2 separate regions of the Mus musculus genome follow, and region 1 is linked to region 2. Evidence: chromatin contacts called from ENCODE Hi-C or POLR2A ChIA-PET data. All regions are on one chromosome and are shown on one strand. Each heading gives the region's core, a stretch centred on a gene start or an enhancer-like site at or near the end of the contact. The rest is flanking DNA. Distances are from core to core; before and after follow the strand shown.

Region 1 (5,181 bases), core at 2,125-4,624, 41 kb after region 2:
TGAAAAGTGTTTGCTGAGCTCTGATCTATGGTGTTGACATTGTTTGGTGGTAGGAGGTAGTGTGCCACCATATCTAATAGGGGAAAATTAATCACCTAGTTAGTGTCACGACCCTGGCTACTCCAGAGACAAGAGGACCAGAGTGAAAAGTAAGACTAAGACATAAATGTGGTGCCTCTGCTCTTCCTAGCCCCCTTCTGTTGGCACTGTGACTTGCTCTAGGGGAACACCCTTGCCACAGTGACCCTTTGTCCTGTTCCCTGGGCTGGGTACCCAGAGTATTAGTCATTGTGGGCTGACTGCAAACACCATGAATTGAGCAACTTAAACAATGGGACTTATCGGCACCTGGGTCTGGGGGCTGGGAAGTAAAAGATGGAGGCCTGCTGGGGTTAGGTTTCTGAGGAGGGCTGCTTTCCCAGCTCAGAGATGGGCACCTCTCCCTGTATCCTATGTATGGTCAGTCTTCCCTTGGTGAGGAGTGTGAAGCCAGCCATCCATGTCTCATCACAGATTCTATCAGATTAGGGGCCCATCATTACAACCTCATTTAAACATAGTGAATTCCTCAAAGCCCTGTCTCCACATGGGCATCTTGGGGGCTGGGCTTGAACATAGAATCTGGAGGTGAAAGCACAATCCAGGGGAGGACTGTCATTGCCTTTCTTACTTGGTCACTCTTCACACATGACCTGGCAGTATCCCAAGGCATAGCACTGGTCACAACTTTTGGGGAAGCAAGACACTTTTTTCCTTCGAACCCAGAAAAATGTGCAGCTAGGCTAACCCTTGGCATACAGAGGTGACCTGTCAGAGCCCAGTCCATTAGGAGAAAACAGAGCTGAGAGGCAGAAGGGAAATAGGTACATGTGGACTTACTGGACCTAGATCCAGCTTAACCTGAAGTAGGATCTCCTTGGATTCCTCCATTACCTTGACGCCACACATTTTCCCTTAAACCATGTCTGGCTGTATTTCTGTCCCCTTCATCTTGTTAGCTAGTCTGTACTTTCTTATCTAATACACATTCTGGAAAAGTCGGCCTCTTGGAATCCATCCCTGTCACTACCCAATAGGCGCATGAACAAAGTGGCCGTGGTGGCGGAGACGCAGGTTGTAGAGGGGCTCAGCAAAACAGACTTTCACTCACAAAGCCTGACCTGGCTACGGGTGTTGCTGAGTGCCAGATCTACCCACAGCAGAGACCAACTGATATGATACCGTTCCCCAGGAATGAAGGTATGGTCACTCCTCCAGGAAAAGAGCCAAGACCTGCTGAAGTGCTTACTGAGACTGGAGGAAATACAGAATATCAAGGAAGGTAGTTATACATACCAGCTAAGGCCACGTGACCAGCTGCAGACACGATTATAATGGACACAGTGTTTCTGTCGTATTTTGCTAAGAATGTGAACACATATGAACATATACACTAAGCAGACATTTTGCTTTCTTCCATTTCTCTAATGTAATATAACATAGGTTGAGATAATATTAGTGATTATTATCATATTTACGTCATGAAACTCTAAAAGACTAAGCATCCCTCAAGGGACATTGCCATCTAGTCTAAAATATATAACTAATTAGTGATTGTATGTGGCTAGTTATATCATGTTGGGCAGAATTATGACCTAGTTATTGTTTTTATTTGGAAGTTAAGGGTGATATAAGGCAAGGTGACTGTGTGTCAGGTTGTCAAGGGGTGGATGTGTGGTGGTAAATCTTGGTATCAACTTAAACACAAGGGGGGCACCTTGTGAGGACACCCTAGGAATCCTCTGGACTCTGGCAACAGCATACATGGGATCTAAAAATAAATCCAGTGGCTGGGGAGATGGCTCAGTCAGTATAACACTCGCCTCACAAGCACGAAGACCCTTGTTCCATCCACAGAACCTCTGTGAGGAGGAGGCAGGTATGGAGGAGCAGCACACGATGGCCCGAATGTGAAACTCCAGCACTGGGGAGGTAGAAACAAGCCAATGCCTGGAGCTGCTGGCCACCGAAACAGCAACCTCAGGTTCAGTGAGACACCCTGTCTCAAAACCCAAGGCGGAATAGCACCCAAGGAATGACACTGAGGAATAACACCCAAGGTTAACTTATGGCTTTCACATATAAATGTGAGTGAACACACACACACACACACACACTTCTGCTTAGCCTGACTAGTTCAGTCAGGATCTCCTGGACTAATGCTGGGATGACCCTCTATCCTGGTTCTATGGTTGGGATCCCATATGCTCTAAGTCATTTACCCTTGCTCCCCTTATACAGCAGCAAGGTGTAATAAGTGTGAACAAATACAGACGACTATTCAAATACATTCAAATTGTTCCTGGGACTTTCGTGTTATGAAAAAGCGCAGGCTTTCCAGGTTTGTAAGAGTCCTCACAAAGGACTCAGAAAAAAAAAAAATGCCCAAAGGACACATGGACCTCTTCCCTGGCCACCCTGCCTTCTGACTCCTCTAGATGGAAGCACAGCTCTGCAAAGGCTGTGTGACTTTGGGTGATCTTTGGAACCTGGCTGGACTCTAGTATCAGAAAATCTGAGAAGATACTACTTATTGGCAATAGATATTAGCACTAAGGTCTTATCAGTATGGATTAGCATTAAAGTACAGAGTAAGTATGTACCATGTGACTGATGCAGGTATAAGGCAAACCAAAACCAAAACACAGTTCTTTCTTTCTTTTCTTTCCTTTTTAAAGTAAGTGTGTGTGTGTGTGTGTGTGTGTGTGTGTGTGTGTGTGTGTGTGTGTGCTTGCATATACGAGGAGGTCAGAGGGTAGGTAACTTGCAGAACACTTCTCTCCCTCCACTATGCAGGTTTGAGAATCAAACTCAGGTGGTGAGGCTGGGCATCAAACCTGTCTCCTGTCCTGCAAAAACTATCATTATCGCTTTGCACCAGCTCTCCCAGGTCTCAGATCCAACACTACCTCGTCAGACACCCTACAGTTTGGGGCAGGACTCTGAGGATCATCCTTTGGAAGATCAACCTGTACTCCTTCATTCAGCTTCCTTTCAGAACATCTGCTGGTGGGAATCTTTGTTTTTGAGACAGTCTATGTAGCCCAGACTAGTCTTGAACTCATGACTCCAGCCTCGGGATCAGAGGCAGTCATCACCACCCTTCTCTGTTCGTAGTCCCGTTTTACCAGACTGTGAGCTTGAATAACAGGCAAGAGAACCTCCACACTATCAACTGCATTCCCAGCCCTTAGGCTCCTGTCTAGTGCTTAGTAGGTACTCTACAGAGGTTTACAAGACAGCACAGCGGCAGACAGCTAGGGGCCACTTCCGCCCGAGCCTGCCACGCCGCCAGCGGGACTCGTTGGGGGTGGGGCCGGGCGAAGGGAGGGCCGGGCGGTGGGGCTGCAAGCCTTCCTCCAGCAACTTCCCAGTAAGTGCGGGATCAGATGCAGCCACCGCCCCGGAACCAGGCCTTCCCCGTTCTGCCTTCCAGGAGGGGGCCCAGGAGTAGCCCTCGGGAGTGCAGTCTCCCGCAAGTCCCGAAGTCCCTCTGGCCACCCGACGTCGAACCAGGCGGAGGCTGGGAGGGGGCCGCCCTCCCCGCGAGGCTCCAGACTCCGGCATTTCCTCCCGGCTGCCCGGCGCGGCCTTCCCCTCCGAAAGAAGAAAATCCCGGGACCCGAGTAACCCGGCCGATCGCCCCTGTGCACAGCTGTGGCGGAGCCAGGAGGGCCGCCCAGGGTAGGGTAGGAGTCCGGGGCAGAAGCCAGCCCAGGGCAGCGCGGCTGGGACTGAGCGGGACAGGGACAGGGCGCGGTCAGGGGCCGGAGCGAGCTGCGCGGGCGGCGCCTGGAAGGGGAACTTGAGCTAAGAGTGGAGGCAGAGCAGCGGGGCTGCTGGCCCCGGCGCTGCGAGCGGGGAGCCTCCTTCAAGGCCAAGGACACGGGGGCCTCGGGGCCTCCGGGACGCTGCGCGCATGCTGGGCAGGGGACACCACCCGGGCTCGCGCCCTGGGCCGCCCGGTCTCCCGGCATGTCCGTGCGGTACACGCTCAACCTGCGGGTCTTCTGGCCCTTGGTGACCGGGCTGTGCACGGCGCTGGTGTGCCTCTACCATGCCCTACGCAGCAGCGAGGATGCCCGGGCCGAGTCCCCCGACGGCGCAGACAGCGGTTTCCCGTTGCTCAAGGTGGCCATCCTTCTTCTCCTCGGCTACATCCTCCTACGATGTCGCCACGCCATCCGCCAGCGCCTGTTGCCAGGCTCTTCCCGCCCGCGTGGTCATGCCAACTTCTCAGCCAGATCCTTGCAAGAGCCAGGCCTGAGCATCTTACTGGAGAGTTACTATGAGCACGAAGTGCGCCTGTCGCCGCATGTGCTAGGTCACAGCAAGGCACATGTGAGCCGGATTGTGGGGGAACTAGTGCAAGCTGGCCGGGCCCGAGGGTCTCCAGGCCTCATCACCGGGGGAGCACTGGCTTTGGCCTTCCGGGGAGACTTCATCCAGGTGGGCAGCGCCTATGAACAGCATAAAATCCGCCGACCCGACAGCTTCGACGTGTTGGTGCCACTGCGACTCCCGCCGCAGGTGGCGCTGGAGCCGCGGAGCCTGGGGACCGAACCCTCGCTGACCCCAGCCTTCCGCAGCTGCTTCGTGTGCGCCCTCAAGGCACCACCCTCGCCATCGGGGGCCTCGACGGGCCAGTGGCATCGCGACTGCAAACCCTTCGCTGAAGGCTTCTGTGTGGATGTGCAGGGCCGTCGCCACCTCTCAGCTACCCTGGTACTGCGCTGGTTCCAGGCGCACCTACAGCGCTCCTTGGCCACTGTGCGCTACAGCTTGGAGGGTCGCTGTCGGGTCAGCCTGACCCCAGGCAGTCTGGAGCAGCCCCCCACCCTCCACATCCTTCCTTGCCGCACGGACTATGGCTGCTGCCGCCTTTCCATGGCCGTGCGCCTCATCCCTGCTGTCCACCTGGGTGATGGCGTCTTCCTTGTGGCACCACCACCACCACCCTCGCCTAGCGGGGCCCTGTCAGAGCTCCCGGGTGGCCTGCGCGCCGAGGCTCTGTGGGGTGTGAACACAGCACGTCAGGAGCAGAAACTGCTGGGCTGGCTTCAGGAACGGGCGCCTCCAGGTGCCTGCTATCTCAAGTGCCTGCAGCTGCTTAAGGCTCTTCGAGACTTGGGTGCCCGCGGG
Region 2 (5,196 bases), core at 1,534-4,033:
TGTCCTCAAACCCACAGACGCTCTTCATCACTGGTTAAGTGATGAAGAGAACTGCAATACTCAGTAAAGTTGCTCTTTGTCACTGCAGTTAGAGGAAGTAGCATTTTGACATCGATGGATGTGTTAGATGAGTCTTGTCTCCTCTTGGCTATTAAGAAGCCAAAGAAAAGCAGGTTTGTGTGTTTTGAACGTCAAAGACAATATCTTAAGCATTTTATATCTTGCTACCATTGAAAGCCACTGTTTGTATTTATTTTAATATTCTATAAATATATAATAAATATTGAAAGTAGCTATATATGTGTTGGGTGCGTGTTGTGAATACATATTTTTTAATTTCTCCTTAATAACATCTTGATGTTCTCTCCAAGTAGCTCCCTTTTGTAATGGCCATCTAGCCTTCCACAGTGGTAACACACATTTCCAGTAACTATGCAGTCACTGGTGGGTACTTGAAGTAGGTATTGTCATTCTTCCCCCATAGGAACACTGGGAAATTGAACTTTAAAAGCCTTTGCAAACATTTTCACTTCCCGTCTGCTACTATAGGCTCCGGTTCTGTTTTTCTTTCTCCCTTCTCTTTCCCCTTCCTCTCTTTTCTATTCTCTCTCCCCTCTGTCTGTCTGTCTGCCTGTCTGTCTATCTGTCTGTTTCTCTCTCTCCTTCTTTCTCTCTCTCTCCCTCTCTATTTCTTTCTGGCAGAGCAGACCTGCAGGTTCTCGCAGCCACGAAATGTTCTCATCTCAGTGAAGGAGAATCCAGTTAGACAGGTCTTTACTTTGCATTAACTGTTAAGTTGGCAAATCAGACCTCACAGCCAAAAATCTGATGGCAGCTAGCCACTATGCTCTAAGTATTTGCGAACAGAAGAATTCATTTTTTCCTGGGTGGTACAAGATCTGACCGTGTGAGAACTTCTGAACACATCTTTACTCTGTAGAGTGAGGCTTTACCAGAAACCTGTCCAGAGCATGAGAGGTACTTGAAACATGGGACATGCTCTTTGCTGTGTGACTGTGAACAAATTCCTTCACCTTCAGAGACAGTTCCCTTACACTTAAAATACAAAACTAAGACAAACTTGCTTTTATATTTCAGAATTTGATTATGGAATCACATATTCTTCGTTGTCTTTTGAAAATATGAAAGTGCTTACTATAAAGTATGAGAACATTGAAAACCACAGAGAAAAATCAAAATTACACATAAGCACACAAGTTTTTTTTAAAGAGGCACCAAAGGCCAGCCTGGATGACACAGCAAGTTGAAAGTCATCTGGATACAGGGTGAAATTCTTGTCTCATAACCAGAGTGGGGGAAGGGGAAGAGGGAGGAGGAAGGGAAAGAGAGAGAGAAAGAGAAAAAGAGAGAGGAGAGAGAAGGGAGAAGAAAGCAAGCAAGCACAAATGGAGGGAAGAAAGAAAATGTAGTAGTCTCATATTTTCCACTTAAATGTTCTATTTTATCCAAAGTTCTTTCAAAGTTCATTGTTCTAACACCCCTGGAAGCTCCAGAGGCCAAAGCAGCCATTTCACCAGTTTAAGGCAAGCCTGAGTGACATAATCAGATCTGAACTCGTCATTACATCCATTTCAGGGAGCTGCTAACTGTGCTCATGAGTCATAGTTTGTTAGCATTCTCTTGATGGTAACCTTTTTAAAAAACATGTATTTGTCTGTGTGTCACATGTGCAGAGAGTCCGGAGGAGAGTGCTGGGTCACTTGGAACTGGAGTTACAGGCCGTTGTTAGCTTCCTGCTGTGGCTTCTGGGAATCAAACCCAGGTCCTCTACAGGAGCAAGAAGTGTTCTCAACTTCTGAGCTCTCTCTAGCTCCAATTTTTTAACACTTCCAAAAATTTCCAGTAATAACTAGGACATACACCTCAACATTCTTTTATCTCTTTAGGACAGATCTAGAAGTGGAATGCACGGGAAAGGTTCTGAACATTTGAAGGCTTTGAGAGCCAGATTTAGGTTGAGTATTCCACAGGAATATTTAAGTACCCTCACTGCCGCTAAGGCCCAGTACTTGGGCTCGTCTTAATTTTAAGTTACTGTAGTATACTAATTGAACACTATAATTATATAGAATGGGTTAGTAGTTTCATTTATTTTACAGTAGCTATGAATCAAATACCCGCCCCCCTCCCGCCAAGGGTGCAAACTCTAGTTTTCCTAAAGCCACAGTCTCTAGTGGTCCTATAATAGGCACTGATTATCCTTGCAGGTATGGTTTTTCCCCTTATATACTTATCTGACTTGAAAATTTATTTCTATTGGCTAGATCCTAGCTGTCATATTAATGGATATGCACTTTAAAATGTTTAATGTATGTTACTAAATTTTCCTTCCCTCAACACACAGCTATGTTCATCACTAATGTGCACTAGGCCATGAATAATCCAGTAAAGGATGAACAATGAAGCAAATCTCAATATAAAAATTGAGAAGGAACGGAAAGTAACGGGAAACAAACTGGGAAACCCACAATTACACCGAAAACTGGCATGTTTTACCAGGTAATTGCTGACTTTCAGGTGTAAATCGGCTCTTAATAGAGAAAAATAATCTCCATAACGTGGAGGAAACAACAGTGACCTGCGGGTCGCCTTTCCAAGACAGGGAGAAACCCTAACCTAAAATGCCTCTCCAGGGCAGCTCTGCATCAACCCTAAGAGCCGACCGGGCGCCTTCACGACGTTACAATGATCGACAGGGGGAAGACCCAATAGAGTACGTGAATCGGTCATTTCTAACCAATCGGGTGTAATCCAGGGCCTAGGGGCGTTTCCTCTGGCTCTCGGTCCGCGGCATCTATGCGTCATCACCCTGAGTCGAGAGCACGATTGGCGGGGCGTTTGGACCATAGCTGCATTGTCCGCAGCGATGAGCGCCGCCGGAGCCATAGCGGCTGCTTCCGTGGGACGCCTGCGCACTGGTGTCCGGAGGCCCTTCTCAGGTACCGGCCGTTCGGGGTCGTGGTTCGGCGCGGGGCTCTTCGCCGGTGACTATTTGCAGTGGAGGTCACGGATGTCACGGGGAGGACGTCTATACGTCACAAGCGCGCGACATGGGGGTGGGGTTTGTAGTACGTCTAGTTGATTGATAGGAACGGGTGAACTTCTGCAGGATGCCCTGCCGGGGAACAAGTGATTACCAGCCTGTGATGTGACGTCAGTGCAAGTGTGGAACTTGAGTGTCCTGCAGTGTCCCTCCGGTCTCCACTCGGGACTTTCTCAAGCAAAGTAGCCTTCCGACGACAGCATCAATCTGTTATAAATGCAGATTTTCGGGTCCCCCTCATTATCCACTGGATTGATAGGTTTTAGAGTTTTAAAAAGTGTGTGTGTGTGTGTGTGTGTGTGTGTGTGTGCGCGCGCGCGCGCGCGTGCGTGCGCACAATAATTAAATTCTAGAGAGGCCAGAATTGGGGTTTGAATCTGCAACTAGAGTAACAGGCAGTTTGTGAATCCCTATATATGGGTGCTGGGAGCCCAACTCAAGTCATTTGCAAGTGCAGTACACATTCTTAACTGCTGAGCCTTCTTTTGAGCCGTAGAGTCTCTGTTTTTATCAAGCCTCTCATGGGACTGTTTGTATTGCAAAATATGGTAAGCTTTGAATTTGGAATGGAGAGAGGTAGGTTTGGATTCAGGTCTGATTCATCCGAGCTGCCCCAGAAAATCGTGGTCATTTTCTCGAAACTAAATCTTCAAGCATTAGATTTCTATTTTGCCTGAAGGCAATATTGTTTGGAGGTTTGAGATGTGTTTTTGTTTAACTACAACTTATTAAGTAATTTAATTGAAACTACATCCTTTTGGTAAATAATAAGCCAGAATTGTCTGCCCCCAAATGGATGAGTAATCACACACACACACACACCACCACCACCACCACCAATACCATGAGAACAGCTATGAAACTTCATTAGATATTGTTGTGTGTGCCTTCCAAGGCTTGAGTCCAAGGTTGTTTTTCTTTCTGGAAGAGAAGAGTGCTTAGCAAGTGTTTGGATATTTTTCAAGACATGCCAGTTATAGAGATGTTTTCCTTGGTGATAAATGGATCAGAAGAGACTTTTTAAGAGCCTCTTAGTATGTAATTTATGTGTCCATAAGCCACTTAAAATCTTCTCATTTGCCACTTAAAATCTCCCAGATACCATGGCTGGAACAGCACTCTTGAGAGCTTCTAGCTCTGCGATTCAGCTTTATTTTAAAGTGTGTAACAAGGCAGTCAGGTCTCAGGGATGTGAATTTTAAGGTTCCTTGCTAACCCAGTGAACAGGTTAACAATAAGAATCACTTGTTTTCATTTATGAAGTAACTTAGTTTCCTTTGTTTCATATACCCTCATGATAATAATAATTAAAAAAAAACCTTAAGTGTGTGTCTCCTTAAAAAAATAAAACTAGCCTTGCTACTGGATAGGTTTTAATTTGGTTTTGAGACAGCCTCTAGCGCTGGCTGACCTGGACCTTGCTTGTTCACCAGGATATCCTTCAATTCACAGAGCTCTGCCAACTCATGCTGGGATTAATACCTATACTGATTTCTTAGGTAAAAGGACAAACACTACCCTCTCCCAGTCATTGAGTGCAGAAGTTGTGTTTGAGAGAACATTCCAGTGTGTTCTCAGTTATAAAGAATCCTGTTTATCACACCTCAAAAGCCAGCCATATAAACTTGGCCCACCTGCTCAGCTCCTTGTTATTCTTCTTTTAAAAAAAAGATTTATTTTATATATGTGAACACACTGTAGCTGTCTTCAGACACACCAGAAGAGGGAATCAGATCCCATTACAAATGCTCCTGAGCCACCATGTAGTTGCTGGGAATTGACCTCAGGACCTCTGGAAGAGCAGTCAGTGCTTTTAACCGCTGAGCCACCTCCCCAGGCCCCTTGTTATTCCTTAATATACTTTTTAAAAAGGAGTACTGGGTTGCCTTGAACTTTCTTTGCTAAAAAGTAAGAGCACAAGCAAACAAGATTGTGTTGAGAAATACAACTGGCTCACCAAGTCTGTCTCCAGACCCTGCTTTCTGCATGGAGACAAGCTGGCCAGAAGCATAAGCCCTTGAACTTGGACACAGAAATGCAACAAGTTCCTGATTGTGTCCCATCACTGTCCCATAAAATATGGGCCTCAAACCGTAGAGCCCCACTGTCTGAAGACAGTTTGGAATGGTTGG

The links. Hi-C counts contacts between places; a loop is a spot of excess contacts on that map. ChIA-PET counts read pairs that join two places held with the same protein, here RNA polymerase II (POLR2A).
Region 1: a map of heart shows a loop between it and region 2 (7-fold over the local background). The contact joins the promoter of Itpripl2 here to the promoter of Coq7 in region 2. A Hi-C loop is called at or near these places in 1 of 37 maps with a recorded cell type or tissue (heart). POLR2A ChIA-PET finds 5 or more read pairs at or near these places in 1 of 5 experiments (Patski).

The regions. Positions count from the first base shown.
Region 1 is chr7:118,490,168-118,495,348 of GRCm38, reverse strand. Itpripl2 (inositol 1,4,5-triphosphate receptor interacting protein-like 2) reads left to right here and starts at 3,374. Exons shown (of 1, transcript NM_001033380.3): 1 at 3,374-5,181. The coding sequence starts at 4,015.
Region 2 is chr7:118,530,943-118,536,138 of GRCm38, reverse strand. Coq7 (demethyl-Q 7) reads left to right here and starts at 2,783. Exons shown (of 6, transcript NM_009940.3): 1 at 2,783-2,960. The coding sequence starts at 2,888. It overlaps Tmc7 (transmembrane channel-like gene family 7), which reads left to right. Exons shown (of 16, transcript NM_172476.4): 16 at 1-295.